Regions from separate parts of the Mus musculus genome. Here region 1 is linked to region 2. A link is a loop called in an ENCODE intact Hi-C map of the cell type or tissue named here. Cell type or tissue: left cerebral cortex. All regions are shown on one strand. Links, peaks and the distances in the headings refer to the core of each region. The heading gives the core; the rest is flanking DNA.

What was found. Hi-C counts contacts between places; a loop is a spot of excess contacts. Peaks named below come from ENCODE experiments on the same cell type or tissue, not always from the same donor. Only the 100,000 strongest peaks of a DNase experiment are listed, where the experiment ranks them.
Region 1: a loop joins it to region 2, with 2.1 times the contacts of the local background. A loop is called at or near these places in 5 of 42 quality-filtered maps.

What each region holds. Positions count from the first base shown.
Region 1 is chr2:21,027,340-21,032,723 of GRCm38, reverse strand. No RefSeq gene overlaps it. Among named protein-coding and RNA genes, the nearest start is that of Gm13375, 61 kb to the right of the region's middle. In left cerebral cortex, for the core only: no CTCF peak of the experiment used is centred there; DNase peaks (open chromatin) are centred at 2,943, 3,192 and 3,904; H3K27ac peaks cover 1,789 bases.
Region 2 is chr2:20,900,727-20,906,110 of GRCm38, reverse strand. All of the region lies in intron 3 of Arhgap21 (Rho GTPase activating protein 21), which reads left to right. Among named protein-coding and RNA genes, the nearest start is that of Arhgap21, 64 kb to the left of the region's middle. In left cerebral cortex, for the core only: no CTCF peak of the experiment used is centred there; DNase peaks (open chromatin) are centred at 501 and 2,643.

The DNA of each region.
Region 1 (5,384 bases), core at 282-5,281, 130 kb before region 2:
GTCATGCATAAAGAAGAAATGAGAAGAGGAGGAAATTAGATAACCTGATGACAAAGACCAAACTTGCCCCAAGGAACTGTAATGCCTGTACTCAGCAGGAAGTAGTCTGACAATAGCATTGCCCCCTTTCCATGACTTTATTCAGGGATCTCTTTCCTTTCCTCTCTATCATTTTATCTCTCTTATCTAATGTTAGGGGGTTTAATGGGTGGGAAAAGAGTAGAGAAGGATGGAAGAAAGAAGAGCCCACAAAGTAGCCAAAGACTGGCTACAGGGACCTTTGAGAGGTTTTGGATAATTGGGCCTTCCAGGAAACTGTGAGACTCTTCTCCTTTCCTTTCTTCCACCCCTTTCTCTCTCTCTCTCTCTCTCTCTCTCCCTCTCTCTCTCTCTCTCTCTCTCTCTCTCTCTCTCTCTCTCTCTATCTCTCTCTCCCCCCTCTCCCTCTTTCATGCTGCCTTCTGGCATGTTGCACCACACACTCTGACATAATGCATTGCCCAGCTACAACTGTGAAAGCAACAGGATGCTGAACTGAAACATCCAGAATGAGACACAATGCACATTCTCTCTTTATAAGCTCATTGTCATGGGTATTTTGTTAAAGTAATGAGACGCTAACAAACATATTAAATAAGATTTCTTGAACCTTGGTTTTGTCATTAAAATACAGAATTTAAGAAATTATGGTCAAATAGTTGTGGAGATGTTTGAATATGAACAGATGGCCTTTTAAAAAAGTACAAATTGTTTTGGCAATCGTCTTTGAACAGATTACAATCTCTAACTTTTTAAAAGAAGATTCAATTAAAAGAAATTTGTAATCAAGAAACAAGAATGTTTTGTTACATCATTTCCACATAGAGTAGTAGCCAGGGTTTGGGGAGGGTTGTCCTCTGCCCGTGCTAGGACACAATCTCAGAAACAACTATGTCCATAGAACCTTAGAACCTTCAATGGGAACATGTGCAACTGACAACAGAGCAAAAGAGATTTTTAAAAGGTTTTTAGGTGTATGTATTTTGTTTTTTATATGTTAGTGTTTTACCTGCATTTGAGTATGTGCACCACCTGTCTGCAGTGGCCAATGAGGCCAGAAGATGGCCAGTTCCCCGGAACTAAGTTACAGATGGTTGTGAACTGTGGGTGCTAGGAGCTAATCTTACTCTTCCACAGGGTAACAGCGGTCTTAACTACTAAGCAACCTCACCAGTACCAAGAATTTTAATCTCATCACACACAATCTTATAAACAGTTGAGACCCAGTAAGATCTTCCCTCCTTTACCAGAGAAAAGACAAGGGGTAAAATGTCACAGTCAAAGCCGGGACTCTAAACTTCTGAATTCTATAATACTGACACCAACCCAGGTTCCAGTGAATCCCTGCTTTTATTTATTTTTTCTTACCCTGCTTCATTTTATTTTATCTGGAAACCCAGAGAGACTAAAGGTTCTCACTGTGTTGCTTCAGGCATAAGCAATTAATAAAACATAAGCTATTGGTGATAGCAAACTTTAAGGTGCCTATAAGTAATATGGGACAAATAAGTAAAGCTCAAGGGTTTTCAATGATGCTGAGAATGTAAGTTTTCTTCTAGAACTATTGTGACAAAACATACTTGTGCCCGGAATGCGGTAGAGCTCTCTCATCCTCCTGCACTGATCTATTTCTCAGTTAATAGCCTCAGGATCACTGGCAGTGGCTAACTGTGGTCTTCTGGGAAAGCTAGCAAGGAATTTCTTTGTTTTGCCTACATCTGGCCTCATCCCTTACCTATTAAAGCAGGGTAGATTCTTCAGTGTCTCAAATGGCAGACAGTCCCTACCTTCAGGTATGACAGGAATGTTGTAAATGTTGCTTCCTCTTCATGAGGTCATTCTCGTTGCTTGTTAGTACACAGCCTGAAGCCCAGCCACACAGACCTGTTTGCTGCCTATGATCAGGGCCTCCATTGCTGCTGCTTTGACACACCCCTCTCCCATCCCCCACCCGGCACGAATGGTATTTTGCCACTGGATGCAATTCGCTTTCTCTGTGTGCTTCCAAGTTTCCAACAACCCAGGTAGATTATCCTGGAAGTCAGGTTTTCTCTGTCTTTACACTTACACCAGACTCACAAGGGAGAGGTCTGCATCACACCTGTCAGTGCAGGCTGTGTCTACATGTGCCTCCAGGTTTAAATGCAGACTTAAGAATTGGAGGAATCTTATCTTTGATTTCCTTCCCATCACATCCCAGACAACACAGGCACCAAGAGGCCCTGAGACTTTCTACAAGTTAGCCAAGTTTGCACCTCAGGAGCTTAGGTTTGAAATGTATCCCCAGAGACCCATGTGCTGTTTACATTTTACATGTAATGAATGGCTCTAAGTGGGTTTGTTCTTTTAGGGAGATACAGAGTAGACCTTTGTTATAATCCTGGCTCCAGCTTGAGCCACCATGGGTGGCATTAGTCAGGACACAGTGATTTATGCTCCTAGAACTCTCAGGACAGTTCCCAATCCAAAGCACTATTTCTGTCCCTGCAATGTCCCCTCCATTCTGCCTTCTCTCGTCTCACTGTCACTTTTGGACCCCTCTAAGACTCTGCCAACATCTAAAACATTCTTGATCTGTTGGCTAGTCAGAAGATGACAGCAATATGACAACTTGGCCAATCAGCAGCTCCCTGGGCACATGACTTTCTTGAGGGCTTGCTTGGAAGTAGACAGGCTTGTTGGAGCTACAAGTTCCTTTGCAGTCTCATCCCAGACTAACTCTACAAAGAACACCCTGCAAGACTCTTGTAGACTTCTTTCCTGTTGTATTAGATCCCTATGCTTCCCTATTTAGAGCTCTGTGACATCGATGGCAGCGATGACCATTTCATCATAGGCTTAGGATGAGTCACCCATACAAGTAGAACGCTCCTCAACAAAATGCTTTCCTAGGAGGCTCTGGGTGAGTAATTCATAAAGCTCTTGAGAGGTGAGTTTGGCTAAGGCACCAGGAACTGATAATGGTACACTCCCAGCATTCTTTTCAAGATTTCAGGAATCACAACTGGGCCAATGACACACAAGTGCTCAGCCAGTGGTCATTGGCATCATTACATTAGGGAGCCTATTCTACACTAATTCTCAATAGAGCCTTCCCCCACGTGACTGTAGAAGCTCCAGCAGGGCAGGGTGGAGAGTCGTGTAGTAGCCAGAAACTTGCTGAGAAACACAGAAGCCTGGGGTGTCTCTCTCTGCCAGTATTTTTCAGCTGTGATAGTGAATAATGAACATTTAGTGTCAGAAAGACTTAAAATTGAAACAGCTTCTAACATTGCTACAGTATTTTTACCACATAATTTTATGTGGGCTGTGGGCATAAAAAAAATACAGTTTTAATTACATCTTGTGCTGCAGCAAAAGAAAGAAAGGAGAGAGAGGCAGAGAGATAGAGAGAGAGAAGAAAGAAGGAAGGAAAGAAGGGAGGAAGAGAGAGAAGGAGAGAAAGAAAGAAAGAAAGAAAGAAAGAAAGAAAGAAAGAAAGAAAGAAAGAAAGAAAGAAAGAAAGGAGGGAGGGAGGGAGGGAGGGAGGGAGGGAGGGAGGGAGGGAGGGAGGGAGGAAGGGAGGAAGGAAGGAAGGAAGGAAGGAAGGAAGGAAGGAAGGAAGGAAGGAAGGAAGGAAGGAAGGAAGGAAGACCACTTCCCATCTCACATTCTATGCACATCTTTCACACCCAGAAGAAAGTGGGCTTCTAACATCATGAGCCCTGGTGGAGGGGCTCTTGGTCAGGTGAAGCTGGCTAGCAAAGTCCACTGTTGTCACAGGAAATGAGTGCATTGTGTTCCAGGATATTTTTTGCTTGCTCCATTGTTTCCCAGGCACGGGCCTGTGTGGGAATGTTTGTCCTCTAGCACACACAGCAGCCATTGTGTCCTCTGCAACATCCTACATGCAGCTGTGAACACTTGTGCTCGGGCCAGCTTCTGGGCTGTGGAATTCACTCAGAGAGGAACTCTGTGAGCTACATACCAAGGCCCTGCTTTTCTTTGGGAATGTCTTGCACTTTCCAACATTCCTCCTTCTACTTTGCCAAGAACAAGTAAATAGAAGGTCTCTTTGAAGTGTGTACCCTGGGATATTCAGAGGTGAGACTGCAGGGGAATGTCCAATCTGCAGAAAGAATCTCCATTCACAACTTTCTGACCCAAAGCAGGGACTGGTGATGCCCATGTGACCAGGTGTGGCTTTGGCCTAAGGCAGCCAAGTTTACTTTATAAAGTGCTACTATCTCTGGGGTCATGTGACATCCCTATATAAACAGCATCTACAGGATACTCCTCCTGGTCATTTGATACCATCCTAGCCAGAAGCTTAATATATTCTGTAACTATATCGTCCTTTTCACATTTCTTTCAGCTCCTCCAGCAGGAATCTCATATTTAAATCATAGAACAAGAAATATTAGTTCCCGGAGTTTGAAATGTGTGTCCAGAAAGACGAGACTGAGTTCAGAAAACAACCATCGGCTGCCACCTCTGTGGAAGGGACTGCAGCATGGATGAGCAACAGCTGTCCTGAGAATACTGGGCATTTCTCCTTAAGCCCAGCACCCATGACTTTAGTTAACAAATAGTGGTGTCTGAAGAACGGGTGGTTGTAATGCTCTAGATACAAAGTGTTTTCCTAAAAGGCTCATGATTAAATGCTTGGTCCCCAGTTGTCTGTCAACTGAGAAGTGATGGGACAATGATGTCACTATGATCAATCCTGGGCTATTAGGAAGGACACTGACTGAGGGCCACTGAGGTGTCCCTTTGAATGAGAGATCGTGTCTCTGGCCCCTTCCTATGTTGCTCTTTCTGCCTCCTGTCTACTGGCAGGTAAACTCCTTTGCTTGCTACATGTTCCCTGTCTTCATATTCTGCCTCACCACACATGAGGCCAGAAGCTCTGGAGCAAAATGACCATAAACTGAAGTATTTGGGTCTAAAGTTTTTGAGTCTGGGAGCCAAAACAACAACACTGGGCTTTTGTCAATTTGACATATCTCCATCACATTGGCCTGTGGGCACATCTGCAAGGATATATGTGTGTGTGTGTGTGTGTGTGTGTGTGTGTGTGTGTGTGTGTGTGTGTGTGTATTTATGTGTGTATTTATATTTGTATAGATAAAGACTGTATATGTATATATGAAACTAAGCAGACTGTGGGAAGCAATCTAGTAAACATTATTTCTCCATGGTCTCAGCTTCAGATATTGATTCTAGGCTCCTGTCCTGCTTGGGCTCCTGCCTTGGCTTCTCCTGATGATGGAGTATAATGCAGAATTACAAGATAAAGCAAATCCTTTCCTCCACACGCTGCTTTGGTTGTAATGTTTATCACAGCAATAGAAAGCAAAGTAGGA
Region 2 (5,384 bases), core at 68-5,067:
GAGTTTATCTACTTTTTATTACCCATGCCTTTGTTAAAGACATTTTAGTGAGTTTTTAAAAATATGAGTGTAAAAGAGTACATACATCTGATTTATTAATGCAGACTTGTAGGAAGACAGTTTGAATTGACTGGGAAGAAAACAGAGACTGTTTTCAGTGCTGCTTGTGGAAACCATGGTTTTGCATTTGGCAAGTCCCATAGATGGAACAGTGTCCTCAGCCCGAGGGAACGCTCTATTCAGGTGATGTTGATGTTTATCTAGGAAAATACATTTGTTAAGCTAATTGAACCTTGCACTTAAAGTATTTTATCTTAGTTGTAAGTTACAGTTAATTTCAATAGATGCCGTGAAGAACATGTGTGATTAGTTCACTCCACTGTTTATAGATAGTGGTGTTGGACTGTTTGGGACAACACAGCTATGGACCTTCTTTTACCTGCTTTGAATCCAAAGGCATGCTTCTGTAGGAGTGTCGCTGCTGAGTCATCACATGCACAGGGTACTGCTGTTCCCAGTGCAGTTGGACCAGCTTGCACACGAGCAGCACAAGCATCCAGTTGCTCTGCAGCGTCGCCCTGCTTCGTGTTAACCTGTTTTCAAATTTTGGTCGCTGTAGTTGGCGTGGGCAGTGGTTTGGATTATAGTTTTAATTTATATTTTCCATGAGACAGAGTTGATTGTGCATCCATTTTAATTGTATACTTGTAGGCATTCTTTGAGTATTCCAAATGGAAAATTTGGTGGCTACAGAAGTATAGTCGGTGCCCACTGACCTTGCCTTTCCAATCCTTACGACCTCTGTTAAGGTTCTTATTTCACTGCAGTCTGAGTGAGTGATACTTTGTTTTTAATACTTTGAACTCTCTCTTAAGCATTTTGCTGTGTTCTTTGTCCATGAAGGTGCTGCACTGTGGATATTAAGATGCTCTTTTGATTTATCAGTCACAGCCAAAGCTACAGTTTGCCTATCATTATTTGGGCCTGCGGTTTGAGACCAAGACGAGTATTTTTCTTGTGATATTTATTTTGATTTTCATGGGTCTTAGTGTAAAGTCTGTGCCTTTCCAGTTACTGTGTAGCAGAAACCAGCTCACTTATGGTGTCCGTCTTGAGTGTCTTGAGTTGGTCCATAACTATGCTCTGGCCTGGAGTTGGCCCCGTGGAAGCTATGTAATACTTTCCAAACCAAGAATAATTTTATATTTTTACAGGTTTGTTTAAAAAGAGAAAGAGAAAGAACACACCAGATACTGTAGGTACTTAAGAGCCCTAAATATTGACTGCTAGTTCCTTACAGGTGCTCATCATATGTGTTGTTCTGTTCCATTGGTCGTTTGTGTTGTTTGCTTTTTCAGACAGGATTTCTCTGTGTAGCCCTGATTGTCCTGGAACCTACTATGTAGACCGGGCTGGCCTCCAGAGTTCAGCCTGCCTCTGCCTCCCTTGTGCTGGGATTAAAGCCCAACACCATGCCCAGCCCATTGGTCATTTTATTTGCATTGAGCCAACACTGCTTCTGTTTGCTGTGGCTTGATAAATGATTCTATCTATAGTGCATCCTTCATTTGCTTGACTGAGATCTAACAGTGCTTTGTCACGAATCTGCGTGCATGACGTTCCAGATTAAACCCACAAAAAGAAAAGGAAAAAAAATTCTGACAAATTTTGTTCATTATGTACTATCATAAAAGCTTTAGAATTGGGTTTTCAGTTGTTAGAAATTTTCTTGTGTATGCGTTACAAAATTTAAATGTTGAAAAACACTTGCCTTCAGGAGGCTGAGGCAGAGACAGGTGTGTCTGAATTTGAGGCTAGCCTAGACTGTACGAGATCAGTATCTATTCAGGATTTCCAGTACCACTTTCTCAGGAGATTTATTGGCCCTATAGGAACTGAGCACAGGGAATAAGAGAGAAAGCAGGGAACGAGGGAGACGGGGAGAGAGATTTGTCCAGATGACAAAGGACTGCCTCTGGATAGAGAGGAGACACGTGTGGCACATAGCAAAATGGCTGTTTATAAAGGTAAGAGGGGAAACCCTGTGTTAGGATGAGGTGTTTAATTGGGCATGTTAACTAGGGAAGCCAAAGGGGGCTTTTGATTGCTGGACTTTGTTAGCTGGACCTTGGTAGTCAGCCTTGGGAGGAGAAAGTGGCCGAATAAGGAAATAGACCTTGGGGGCTAGCTTCAGGAATGTAATCTAGTGATTTTTAGTAAGGAAAAGGGAATTGGTTAGAAGGACCAGGCCTGCCACAGCCTTTTTGCCATGCTCGAGTTCCTTAATGGGTCACAGAGTGAGTTCCAGGACACCCAGGCACACATAGAGACAGAAACCCTAACACAAAACAAAAGCATCCTTGCCATGTTGAATCTTGTAGTGTGTGTCTCAGATTAATTGGTCAGCATCTATTGGAATACCCCTTAGGTTTTTCTTCATCTTTTGATATAGTGAATATATATTGATTAGATTTTTAGATGTAACCAATGTTGTGACCAAACCAAGCTTGTTTGCATTGTTGTGCTCATCAGCCTCTTGGCTCGGTCTTCTATTTGAAGATTTTCACTTCTCAGCTCAGTGACTGTGTGTTGTCATCCGCAGACACGGAGTGGCAGCAGCTAAGCGAGGGGAATGGGTGACTCATGCCGAGAGTTAGCAGAGAATGATCGCAGTGGATAAGAACTGAGGAGGACTGGGAAAGGGCAGTGATACAATCTGGTCCTAAGGGAAAACGTGAAGGAAAGATTTGTCAGTAAAAGCCTCACCCTTCAGTCTGGATCCAAGGAAGACTCAGCTGGGCCGTAAAGCAGTGGAGGAGTTCAGGGAGCAGTCTTCTTGATGAACACCACTTTGGACAACAGTGGGGACATGCCTACTTAATGGGGACATGGCAGTGGGCTGATGGCTGGCTACTGCAGAAGGTTCTCAGAGGGATGTCTGGCACAGTGCCTCTGTGATGCTCGCCAGCCCGGAACACCTTGCTTTCCTTCCTAGCCTTTGGAGACTGGTAGGCTCTTTACCTTGTCTAGCTTTCCTGAGAGCAGGAGTTGACTCTGAAGCCGACTTTTACTTTATGTATTTAGAAACTTTTGCTTATTTATAGATAATGAAAAATTTGATTTTTTTTGTTGTTGAATCTTCTTTAAATTTATTTTCATTTGTATTATGTGTATGAGTGTTTTGCCTGCATATATGTCTGTTAGTCACTTTCACCCTCGGTGGCCAGAATAGGGCATTAGAACAGTGGTCCTCAGCCTTCCTGATGCTGTGATCCATTACTACAGTTTCTCATGCTGTGGTGACCCCAACCATAAAATTATTATTGTTACCACTTCATAACTATAATCTTGCTACTGTTATGAATCATAATATAAATATCTGATGTTCAGGATAGCTGATATGCAACCCCTGTAAAAGGGTCTTTAGACACTCAAAGGGGTCTAGATGTACAGGTTGCGAACCACTGCCCTAGAACTAGAGTTACAGATGGTTGTGGGCTGCTTTTTAGGTGCTGGGAATTGAACCTCTGTCCTCTAAGAGGACAGCCAGTGCTCTTAAACCACCAAGCCCTCTCTCCCACCCTTTGTTTAATCTTTGTTGTAAGAGTCTGTTGATTCAGGGATTCTTAAAAGTTTGTTTGTTTGTTTGTTTGTTTATTTTCTCTTCATGCATTCTGTTTGGTAAGTTAAGTAATGTATATTCATTCTTTTAGTAGTTAGTTTGGAAATGCTCCTTCTCTTTCTGCTGCCTGTCTATGATTGCTGTGCTGTGTTGGAATCAGTTTTGATTTAATGAAATGCCTTTGTTTTGCCCCCATTTTTGCTTTGTCCATTCTCTACTAATCTTGGAGATACAACTCTCTTCTTACTTGGCTTCTGCTGTGACTCGTACATAAGTTGGTTATACCTTTGCTGAAGGTAAGCACAGGCACACGTGCACGCTGTCACACCCATGCGCTGTAAGGTTTTCTCTGCACCTTCAGTGCTCAGCCATTTCCTGACAGTGAGTGTAGCTGAGGGCTCTGGTGTTGGGTGAGTGGAACTTCTTGAGACTGGAGAGCCTTTGCTCCTCAAACTTTACCACAGTCTGTGTAAATACTGCAATTCAGTATTTTCATTTCTTAAAAATGTCTAGATTTTCATATTTTTGTTTGAAATAAAGAAGCTGATGGAAAAGTGGTAGGCAGTTTCAATTTTTGAAGGGTTATTTTGTAGGTTTCATAGCTAGTAAAAGATTGAAGATATGTTCATTAATAACACTGTGGAAATCCTTGCTCCCCAGAACAGCCTGTTGATTGTTCCTGTCTGTGGTAAGTTAGGTGAGAATTCCTGCCTCTTGATTAACCTGTTCCGAGAAACTAAGGCACTAACACAAGTTTGATACTGGGAAATAAGGAAACAAGAAGCAAAAATTGGTTATTAGATTATGCAAAGTAAAATATCGAGTTGTTGAGTATGGACTTTCCCTCGTAGCTCCCTCTGTGCTTGCCCCTTCCGCATCCTCCTCCTCTCTTTTTGTAGAATCAGGATTTCCTTATGTTGACTTGGCTGCTTTTGGACTCCTGGGCTCAAGTGACTCCTGTCTCAGCCTCCCAAGTCAAGTGCTAACTACAAATCCACCCCATTTACTTATCATTATGTTTTTGAAACGATTTCTATGAATTCTTCTCAGAGAAAAGATGATGAAGGACAGAAAATGCGTCCTGTGACTGAGTTTTTCATTAAGTAGGTACCGGGTACATAGTAGGAGCTTGTATGCACAGTGCCTGTTGGGTAAGGGGAGGATGCTGACACCTTTTGTCATGGCCACCATGGCCTGTTCCTAAGTGACTGCTCTGTGTCTTCCTTCTCCCTCCCCATAGCCCGGGTAACTCAGGGTTAGTGGTACCTAGTGATTTAGAAACCATATTTCAAATAACTAAGAAAGTCTTTAAGAAAATAACAAAAATAGGGCAATCTTGGACTTACATAGAAATGTAGACATATTCTATAAAATAAACCAGTAGGTGAAAAGTTTAAAAGAGAATCTTGATACTACTTAAAAATAATGAATGGTAATCTATAATGAAAGGAATTGAGCTGGATTAAAGAGGCTGTCAGAAACTCACTTTTAAGGTGAAGACTTTAAGACTTGAAAAACATAATACATGAAGTTTAACCTGGCAGTCAAGAAACTAGATGTGATTTCAAAATCTCTGTAAGGGTTCTAAACACTTTATTATGAAATATTTTAATGTGAAAGATAGCTTCAGAGAGAATTAATCGGAAGTCTTTGGCAGAGATAAGTAACTGTAAGAGAACTAGAGAGAGATTCACACTAGGGTTTGAGCCGCCTCTAAAACATGGCTCTCTTCTCTGGCTTTTTCTTAGTAGTATTGCCCCAG